Linked DNA regions of Homo sapiens: region 2 is linked to region 1. A link is an interaction called in ENCODE POLR2A ChIA-PET data of the cell type or tissue named here. Cell type or tissue: endothelial cell of umbilical vein. All regions are shown on one strand. Each heading gives the region's core, and the rest is flanking DNA. Links, peaks and the distances in the headings are about the cores only.

The links. ChIA-PET counts read pairs that join two places held together with the same protein. Peaks named below come from ENCODE experiments on the same cell type or tissue, not always from the same donor. Only the 100,000 strongest peaks of a DNase experiment are listed, where the experiment ranks them.
Region 2: POLR2A ChIA-PET joins it to region 1 with 5 read pairs; 1 of 35 experiments calls an interaction of 5 or more read pairs at or near these places.

What each region holds. Positions count from the first base shown.
Region 1 is chr1:97,381,802-97,387,192 of GRCh38, forward strand. It overlaps DPYD (dihydropyrimidine dehydrogenase), which reads right to left. Exons shown (of 23, transcript NM_000110.4): 15 at 592-660. It overlaps LOC105378867 (a long non-coding RNA gene), which reads left to right. Exons shown (of 4, transcript XR_007066237.1): 3 at 1,833-1,977; 4 at 4,135-4,208. LOC124904226 (a long non-coding RNA gene) reads left to right here and starts at 4,210. Exons shown (of 2, transcript XR_007066239.1): 1 at 4,210-4,293. In endothelial cell of umbilical vein, for the core only: no CTCF peak of the experiment used is centred there; a DNase peak (open chromatin) is centred at 2,780; H3K27ac peaks cover 1,602 bases.
Region 2 is chr1:98,027,531-98,032,921 of GRCh38, forward strand. The region is part of intron 3 of MIR137HG (MIR137 host gene); the gene reads right to left. Among named protein-coding and RNA genes, the nearest start is that of MIR2682, 15 kb to the right of the region's middle. In endothelial cell of umbilical vein, for the core only: no CTCF peak of the experiment used is centred there; a DNase peak (open chromatin) is centred at 3,141; H3K27ac peaks cover 1,681 bases.

The DNA of each region.
Region 1 (5,391 bases), core at 213-5,212:
ATTTGAAATACAAATTTAAGGCACATGGTTACTTGTTTGCATTTGTGCAGGATTCAATTTATATTATGGAAAACCTGCTGACTAGTGTTCCATTCAGGAGCATTCTGTCCCGCTCTTTTATGCATGTCTGTATTCAAACTAGAATAGTATTAAATGAACCTTTTATACTTTAAATATTCAAGAGTTTTATATTCAAAATTTCTTCTCTTACTGTCAAACTAGTTTGCCTAAAGGCAAGGTAAGATCAAGTTAGACTCTCAAAGGTAGAATTAAATTTTATCATGGCATCCATCATAATATACAGTTTGCTTAACATGCAAATAAAGAGTGTATGGATTCAGAGAATAAAGGATTTTTAGGTAGTGTGTGAAATCCAAGGGACCGCTTTTATAGAATAAATTCCTTTTAAATTTACATTTCCATCATTTTAATGAAAACACAGGGTAAACAAATTATAATAGAAATGTTTTAAGTTACATTTTCAATTCAGTTTTACTTCTACTGTATTATTTCTCATGGCAGCTCTTTATTTAAAACTAATAAAAATAGGAGAGAAGAAATAAAATAAATATATACTAAAGTAACCATTACCTCAGACTTCTTGGCAAGTTCCGTCCAGTCATTTTTATTGTAACTGCACATAATGCTAGCAATCACAATCTTTAAAAAGAAAAACAAAAGAATATAAGTTCAAGTAGTTATCCAGTTGTACACAAAGATATATTAATATTTACATAAATTTATAATGGTAAACTATATTATAAAATTAGTTTTCAAACTGTGAAAAAATAAATCATTAGAAAATAGCAGGGTAAGATAGCAAAACACTGGATGACATTTGGGGCTTTGGAATTACATTAGGAGATTTTCTCATTTACTATCTGTGAACACTTGGGCAAGTTACTTAACTTTTCTGATCCTCAGCATTCTCTTTTTCAAAATAGAGAGGATTTTACTGGCTTTGCCATCCTCTGAAAGTAGCAATGTAAATACATGCATGTACGTGAAGGGATTGTCTAATTATACAATGCCATTAAAATGCTGTTTGTAATTACTGGTACAGTGAAAAGGTTTTAAGTGATGGAAAAGAAAAAAAATAGTGTCTCTTTCAAACATAACTCACTATAGTACACATAATAATATCTTAAATATTCATAGTGCATTATAGTTTTAAATTTTATTATGTATTGATTATTTAACTACATTATTACAGAAATCCCATAATGGAGACTGTATAGAGTAGTAATTACCAATGCCTCCTCTGAAACTAGGATGTCCAGGTTAGAACCCTGACTCTGTCACTTACTTGTGGCCCTGAGCAAAGTATTTAGTTTCCTGATTGGTAAAATATGAATAATCGTGCCACTTATTAAGAAAAGTAATAACAGAAATTGGCCAGGCGTGGTGGCTCACGCTTGTAATCCCAATACTTTGGGAGGCAGAGGCGGGTGGATCACTTGAGGTCAGGAGTTCGAGACCAACCTGGCCAACATTGTAAAACCCCATCTCTACTAAAAATACAAAAATTAGCCAGGTGTGGTGGCGTGTGCCTGTAATTCCAGCTACTCGGGAGGCAGAGACAGGAGAATTGCTTGAACCAGGAGGTGGAAGTTGCAGTGAGCCAAGATTGCACCACTGCACTCCAGCCTGGGCAACAGAGCGAGACTCTGTCTCAAAAAAAAAAAAAGAAAAAAAGAAAAAAAGAAAAGAAAAGTAATAAAAGAAATTGCTAAGACTTACATAGCTCTTACAGTGTGCTTGGCACTGTTTCAATGGTTTTTACTTTATTAACTTATTTAATCATTCCCAATGTTATTCTCCCCACTTTATAGATGAAGACGCCAAGGCAATGACACCTGACAGTCATATAGCTGATAAGGAACAGCGCCAGGACCCAGAGCCAGGCAGTGTGACTGAGCAAGAGTCTGTGCTTTTAACGACTAGGTTTTGCTAGCCCAAAGCACATACTTGATACACGTAAGTAATTATTTCCTACCATTATCATTTAAAGACTATGAGATTGAGGCTGGGTGCAGTAGCTCACGCCTGTAATCCCAGCACTTTGGGAGGCCAAAGCAGGAAGATCGCTTGAGCCCAGAAATTCATGACCAACCTGGGAAACAGAGCAATACCTTGCCTCCACAAAAAAATAGAAAAATTAGCTGGGTGTGGTGCCCTGCCCCTGTAGTCCCAGCCACTCAGGAAGCTGAGATGGGAGGATCACTTGAATCCAGGTGTTCAAGGTTACAGGGAGGTATGATTGCATTACTGCACTCCGGCCTGGGCAACAGAGCGAGATTCTATCTCCATAAAATAAAAAAATAAAGACTAAGAGATTGAGACACAAAGAGTTTGTGCCAAGCTTAAAGTTGCAGAGTCTAGTGGTAAGAGTCCTCTAAAAGCCACTGTGCTCTCACTACATAGAGCTTTTTTATTTACTTTGAGAAAAAAAAAAAAAAAGATATGCTGTAAAAGTCAGATAAACGTTTTCATCAGGAGAATAGAAAGTTGTGACCATATTGGAGAGAGTTCTAAAAACCAGGGAAAGAAGCATGTCTTTAAAGTTTTTTTTTTCTTTTTCTTTCTGGATAGACTATAAACACCATGAAAGCTGGAGCTGCTCTGCATTAGTCATCATCTATCTACAGTAACTAGCATGGTATTTGGCACGTATCAAAGACTGAAAGAATAAATGAATGAGGTCACCAGAGGTTTAGGAGCAAGGGGTTGCATTATCAGCTAACCCTTTTAAGAAGATTAAGTAGAAATGGATACCATAAGTTAGAGAAGTGAAAAATAAACAATTGAAAACTGCTGGCGATTATATGAGTAAGAGTGAAGAGTGATTAGGGCTGATGAAGGTATCTGTCTTGGTGATGAAAAAATAATCAGATATTAAAATACACAGGACTAGTCAACTAGAGAAGCAATTAAAAAGAAGGAAGCAAAAGATCTGAGACTCTGAATCAAAGCCACTGAGAAATTCGCAGACCATTAGTCACAAAAAGGTTGAACAACGTTCCGAAATATGGAAGCCAGAAGAAACAGCAATTTTGAATAGATTCCTTAGAGAGAGGAACAAAGAGAAGAAAGTAAAAGTAGATGATGGATAGAGAAGGAAAATTAAGCATGCCAAATTATTGTTCATTGAGTTTAGGATTCAATTTTTTTCGTCTAGTGAAACTACAGCTTTTCAGAATTGGGGAGAAAAATGTAAGAATGCTTGTTCCATGGCCTTTTCCCTAGGGGCTAAAAAAGTGAGAAGTCATACTCCAAGCTTCATTTGCAAGTATAAAAGGGGCACCATGTAATTACACAGCTTCAGTTAGAGATGCTTTCCGCCCTTTCCAAGTGATCTAAGAGCTCAGGGATGCTATGCCCTATTCTCCAGTTAGAAAAAAGATCAGGGAGAACTATCAAAGAGGGCACCAGATCTTCCAGGACTAGACCTAATACCTCTTGGTGTAGGCATTCCTTGCAAAAAAAAAAAAAAAAAAAAAAAAAAAAAAAAAAAAAAGAGAGAGAGAGATTAAGGACCTTATTTGAAAGGAAAAATCAACTGGGGAATGGGCAGAGCCCTGAGGCTTATTGCTAGAACTTCAAGGGCAGAGACAGATACAGAGATACAGACTGAAGAAGAAGAAAAAATTAGCTATTAGATACTAGTTACCCTGTGGCGAAACTGATAAGCAATATGCATAGATTTTTAGAAAATTTTTTTCTTAAAAAAAAAAAAACAAAATAAAACAATAACAACAACAACCACAAAACCCCCACCTCCTAACATAACAAAATAATCCCCCAATTCACATTCTCATGCAACTATGAAGTGGCTGCTCAATCAGCACAGTCACAGCATGTGCACCTCCCTCTCCAGCTCCCCTCTCAGGGTTCCACAGAGGACAAGAAAAACCTTTCTCGTGGGCTGAATCTAGCCAGGCAGATGGGTTGACCACAGAAATCCACAGCAGGGAAGCAAGGTTTAGCAGCCTTGACAGTAGGATAAGATATATCCTCTCAAGTAGGGACTAACACTGTTTCTCTCTTTTACATGGCAATTTTAATTTTAACAGAGCTATTTTTGCTTCAAATTTATATTGACTGTGCCAGGTTGGTTAATTGTTCACCCTGTAGGTTGCTGAGAAGCATGAGGCACTACAATTGGACTTGATGAAGGGAAATAAATATCATACAGAGAGTTGTTCAGGACATTGCGAGAATCATGCCACTGAATGCTGGTGGGGCAGCCTCTGACTGGGGAGGGGTGACCACAGATGGGAGAGATACATTATGGTAAGCAGTGGTTTCCATTGTATGCTCTGAGCAGCCAAGCACTACCCTGTTCTCCTTTCCCTATCCATTGAAAGCAGACTCTATCTTCTTGCCCAGAAAGATGAGAAAGTATCCCCACCTGCACTGATCATAGGAATTAGGTACTCTGCTTCTATCAAAATCCCTCAGTGGAACTGGGAAAGTTAAAACTTTTTTTTTTTTCTCCTTGGTCACTAAACTGGAATGAAGTTTATTCAGAGCTGCTGTTGATCACTGATTCCTCATTTAACCACTTTCCAATCCCAAAGCTTACTACACTGGGAAAAAATAAAACAGAGACAGGAGAAAGTAGACAAACACACAGGATGGAGAGAGATCCCCTTTGCAGCCACTTTTAAGGCTGGGTGCCTCACTAACATATCTGCATATTTAAACTAATAAATACCACACTTTGGCTTAAGGAAATTCTATTTTTACATTCTTGTTTCTATGATTTAACAGTCTTGACAATTACTACATGCAAAACTAAAGTTGTCATGTTTTGAAGAAATTTTCAAAGCAATTTTTTAAATCAATTAAATTTCAGGAAAAATGACTTTATATTTATTTTAAAAATGTGAAATGGTCTAAGGATTCTAAATATCCTTATCTAAAGCCAGAGGATGGTTTGTGAAAATATGTGGTAGCATTCTATTTCTGAGAAATAAAGATGACCAAAAAATAATTTTACTTTTTATTAAAAGAGAAAGCAATTTTTAAAAGAGTCAGGCTAAAAGACATTAACAGTAAAAGGACACTGGACATAATTTAATATTTATTTGATAATTAGGAAGCCCTTCAGTATTTTGCTGTACTCCGTTTTTAATCAAGCAGGAGGGAACAGATTTTTTTTCCTAAGAAAAAAAACCAGAATGATGGATATTTTATATCGTGAAACATCATGCAATGTTATTAGAAATAAATACCCAATGAAATATATTTTTAAATAAAAGCAACATTTTTCTATATCAATATTTCACTTAATTTATGCCATTTCTAGTGCTCAATTTTTATGGCTCATATTTTAAAACATTATTGAATGAAGAGATAGTGAAACCCAGATGCTACACAGTATTTGAA
Region 2 (5,391 bases), core at 73-5,072, 650 kb after region 1:
CAGTAGAGCTCAAAATGCCTCACTTTATGCTGATGGTGAGCACTTTTAGAGTTTTTCATCTTCCTACAGTTAAAACATATGACAAAGTGGCCATTTGAAAAAGAAATGAAGGGGAAAAGTGAGCATGAAATTCACAGAAATTGAGACCATAATAAATACTAAGTAAGTACACTTCCATCTACATCTACTTGTAGATAAAATTTCAAATATGCTACACCAAGAGATTTGCATTGACAGATTACTTTTTGTTTAAAACTAGATACTCTGGGAAAAAACCAATATTCATAGTAAAGACAGATTGGAAATATAATAATCATCACAAATCAATGTAAATCAAATACATGTATGTATGTAAACATTTAATAATACATAAATAGTTCTGTAAAATATATAACTAAAGGAACTTAAATATTAAAAATTAATGTTTTTATTTCAAAATAATTTCTATATCCATTTGGGTCTGGACACAGAAAGCAAATTATTATGTATATAGCAAAATAAAAATAAAATAAAATAAATGCCCTTTCTGAATATGAACTTTAATCCTTAAATTAGTGTAATTTTATATTATAATAAAGGTAAAATAAAAATTTCATATAAATGTCCCTCTTATTAAAAAATGGAAAGAAATCAAAATGAAGCTAATTCTTTTAGAAAAAAATTATATAAACAATATAATAGATTTTTTTTTACCATAAGTGTACTTTCTACTGATAAACATGTAAAGTTAAACAGACAAAAATGAAAACAGTAATCATCATGTACCAAATATCATTTTGGGAAATCATATTAGAATTGTTTAAGGCAAACTACATTTTTAACTCTTGATTAAAAATAAATAGTGGCATCTTTGACATAAGTGGCCTAGTTTTTCAAATAAATTATTAAATATAATTAACAAGTGAAAGATTTTAAAAACGTTACATTTTAAAATGTATCTAAACACATATAACTAAAGAAATGGCATCTGTGTGAGAGATGAGGGATTCCATTTTAAAGATCAAGAAACCCACATCAACTAGGGTAAAAGCTAATGAATCAGTACAGAATTTAAAACTTGATTCAAAGTTTCTTTTAAGAAATGTATCACATAATGTCGAAATGATATAAATGATAATTCTTTATATTTTGTAATTGTTTCTACATCAGGCTAAGATGCTAAATCATCCTAAAGATTGGATATTTTGTAAGTGGTTATGTTATACTAAGAGATGTAAAAGCAAAAGCTTAATTATCATGTGATGATCTTTTATCATAGCTCAGTTTTGATTTGTAACATTTAATTTCGATTCATTTAGCTATAAAATATTTTATATTGTATTTTGATATCTTTTAAGCATTACAAACAGCATTAGTAATAGAAAGAGATTAAAGTTATTTGAATACCTGGCTTTATCATGATCTAGAAGTGCTTTGCGATTCGTTTTCCTGCTTTATTAACATTTATGGAATTCTTTGCACTAAAATGTCAGCCCCATAGTTTCATGAATCATTGCAAAAACATCAGGGAGTATCATTTATAATGTACAGCAATCCATTTTGATACATGAAAGTAGACCTGGTTGCAGTATGCCATTTTTGGATTCGATTTTCATGTAATTTGAGGTAAGTGCTAAATTATGATCTTGACTGATACTTACTAGTGAGCCAGTCGTGGCATTAAAGTCGATATGGATCAAAATGAAAGAACAGAAAAGAAAGGCATTAGAAATACTTTGATTTAATAAACAGGTTATACATAAAATTTTGTATTTTGGTATGCTAATTTTAATACCTGGACTTAATACCTGACCAAAGTGTACTTTCACTTTTATTTCCTTAGTAAGTCTTTCTTCAATTATCTTTTCCTGTATGGTCAAACATTCCAAGTTTTTTTAATGAAAATTTATATCATATAAATCTTATTTGAAAGTTTTAGAAGATGAAATATAATTCAGAATTCAGGAGAACTATGAACTCCTATGTCAAGTATCTAAAAATTAAAATAATTTTAACTTAATTATTTTATGAATATATAGATTTAGCATATAATTATAATTGCAACAGTTTTCTATTATAAATAGATATTCTGGTAATACTTCTTAACCTAATGCAATCCATCATGCATTTTTGAATGGTGATTTATTAAAAATATACTAAATATTGTCTTTTTTAAGTGTAAGATTTCACATACTACAAACTGCAAAACTTTACGTAAAAATTAGAGTTCAATAAGTATAAAAGAATACATTTTTAACTGAGTAATTTAGAATCTTTTCTATCATAAATCTACTTTTATAGGCATATTAAAAATCTAAATAGCAAAGGTAACACTCTGCAAATAAAATGGTTAAGAGATATGAATAAATCAACTGCGTAAAACATGTTGAGCTTTCCAGAAGAGAAATGTTAAACTGTTAATGTTTTATTGTGAATAACTAATAAGCTCACATCTGATAAGTTTTCCAGCTCTTAATATAATAACTTGTGTTATGGGATTATCAGTGATATAGGCCCACAACTAGACAAAAGATGTAGCCAAAAAAACAAATCTATAAATTCACTTGAGAAAGATCACAATGGGTTTTGTGATATTAAACAACTCTTTTCAAACTTTCCTTTATAAAATGTTTAAAATAACACTTGTTAATATAAAAAAGAATATGTAAACCATTAACAGCAAAACAATTACTGAGTACAATTAATCCATCATACAACTTAAGATAAACTAAAGATAAATAAACTGAAACATTTAATTACATTGCAAGAGACGAATAAGCTGGTTTTGACATTTCTGAATTTTAAGTATCTTCTCTGCCTAAATATAAGCTACTTGGTATTTTATTTGCATCTTTTTATACAGTTAAAACTCTCTTTGTTTAAGGGTTGAAGTAGTAACATTTAAATTAGTGTCTATTTAATTTAATAACTAAATCCATCAAACTATAGGCCTATTAAAACGATTTCATTTTCCTTGCTGGTTAATCTAAAGTGCTTAATCTTAAAATGTTAACTGTCAAAATAATAGACCTTTTTTCCCTCCATAAGAATAACTTGAATTTCTTACATATTTCCTGTCAATCATTCCATCTAAACTGGGTGTGCATAAATTGTTCCACCACTGTGACTCTCTCTTAAGTTTGTAAGTTTGGACAGTGTTACTCACCCCTACCACAAAAAGGAAATAAGATCATATTCTGAAATGGATTTACATTTCTATGCTTATAGTCAGAATGTATTTTTAGTGAGGGGAAGATCTGTTACACAGTCAAATAACTGTTTGAGAAAACAGAGTATTATGGAATACATCAATGTGTTAGGGATAGGAAGTAAAATACCACAGAATTTATTAATCAATGTTACACATACTTCTTCCTTAGGTGAATTTTTTGCTACTCAGGCCATTACCTTTTGTGTTCACATATTAGTAAAAGCTGCACTTTTACTTTTTTTTTTCTTTTTTGGAGCAAAAACTTTAATAGGCAAGAAAAAAGAAAGGAAGAAGAAAGCAGCTCCCTCGTACAGAGACGGGGGGGTGGATTTGAACAAAGAGAAAACCCCCCAAAGATGCACTTTTACTAAAAAATATTATCATTAATTCTTTGTTATATATCCTGGCATCCTATAATGTGTATGACTAAGTTCATGCATTGACATAAGCAAACACAGTGTTTCATTAATGAAAAGAAGACTTTGGACTGAGAAAAAGCCCACTGACATTGTCAGCCAGTTACTTCAGTGTTATATTCGAGGTGGTTTGATATTATTTTTTGTGTGTTAAACACAAAAGCCAAAATGTAAAAGTCACAGGACTACTTTAGGTCTTACAATCCAGAGTTACATGGTCTCAACAGTTGTTCTTTTCTATTTTAATTTAAAGCACTAAACAAGAAACTATTCACTAAGTTTTAGAGCTGCATTTTAAACAGGCCAGCCTTTGAATTTCTAATGTTTTTATGAAAGCTTCAATAAAAAGCTGTGGTTTGAAGTAAGAACATATTATAGTTTTGTAAGACAATTTCCAGTTGGTATAATGAGAACCCATATAATCTAATTGCTTAACCAGTAACATTCATTTTTACTATTATATAATCACCTATGTTCTAAGTAAATTTTTATTAAATACAGTTCCAATACAGATATTAGGAAACTTATTTTATGCTACTGTAATACTAGAACATTGTATAAGTGCTCAAATAGTTTTGTCAGGGCAATTCCCTTCCACGGGAATTTAAAAATTATTTGTGTCATAGATGAATGAGAAAACTTTAATAATAATCCATGAGACAATAACACATACACACACACACACACACACACACACACACACACACACACAAATGATCTAAAGGTCTTATTCAATATTGTATGCCTTTTATAAAATTAAGCTGATTCTCCTAGATTGTAAACTGGGATATAATTAAATACCAGAGTAAAAAATTGGGACAGCTACTGGAATTACAAAAATAATAATAAATTAAATAAAAGAATGGTTTAAGTCCTGGAAAAATTCAATCTAATGTTATAATTATAAAGATAGCAATGTGAGCATTATATAACACTAATAAGAATACTATGTAAGTTTTACATAAATAGAACTCAAAATAGGGGCTTAAAATATTTCCCAAATGTAGAATTTACCAGGTAAGTAAAGTGATAATTTTTAATTTAAGATATCTGGTTTAATTAATAATAATAACTTGTAACTTTAAATCTACAAGAGAGCCTAAAATGGGTCAGCACTGGATCAGTGTTGCATAGAACCTGACTTTAATTGTCATTTTAAAAAAATCAATAGAAAGCAGTGGTTCTCAAATTCTAGCAGGCATCAGAATTGGGCTTGTTGAGACTCAGATTAGGGTTCACAGTTTTTATTCAGTGGGCCTGTTATGTGGTCTGAGAACAGGCATTTTTAACAAGTTCCCAGGTGACACTCAGGCTACTGCTAAGAAGGCCCCATTTTGAGAACCACTTTCTGAAGTACAGCATAATGCGTTCAGCACTTTCTTTTATAAAGCCTATCATCACATTCTCAAAAGACACTTATTGACTCTGGAATCAAATATTAATGAATTTGGGAATTACATGCAAGCACTATCATTTTATAATCACTAAAACATATTTTCTGATAACTATGGATACACGAATAATTTGTCCTGGGATAATATAATCATGTTTCATTATAAATGGTATTATATAACTTATAATTGGTTATACAGTAACTATTGCTTTGATGTGAAAAAGTGAGTATGTTTTCCTTTTCCTAACTGGTGCTTCCTTAGTCTACTCAGTTCTGAAAGACTTTCCATACTTTAAAGGAAAAAAGAGAAGGCAAATCTACTTCTAGAAAGAACTTATTACTACATCTGTGACATGTAAGTATGTTCTGGTGAAGAGACAACAGTAAGGGCT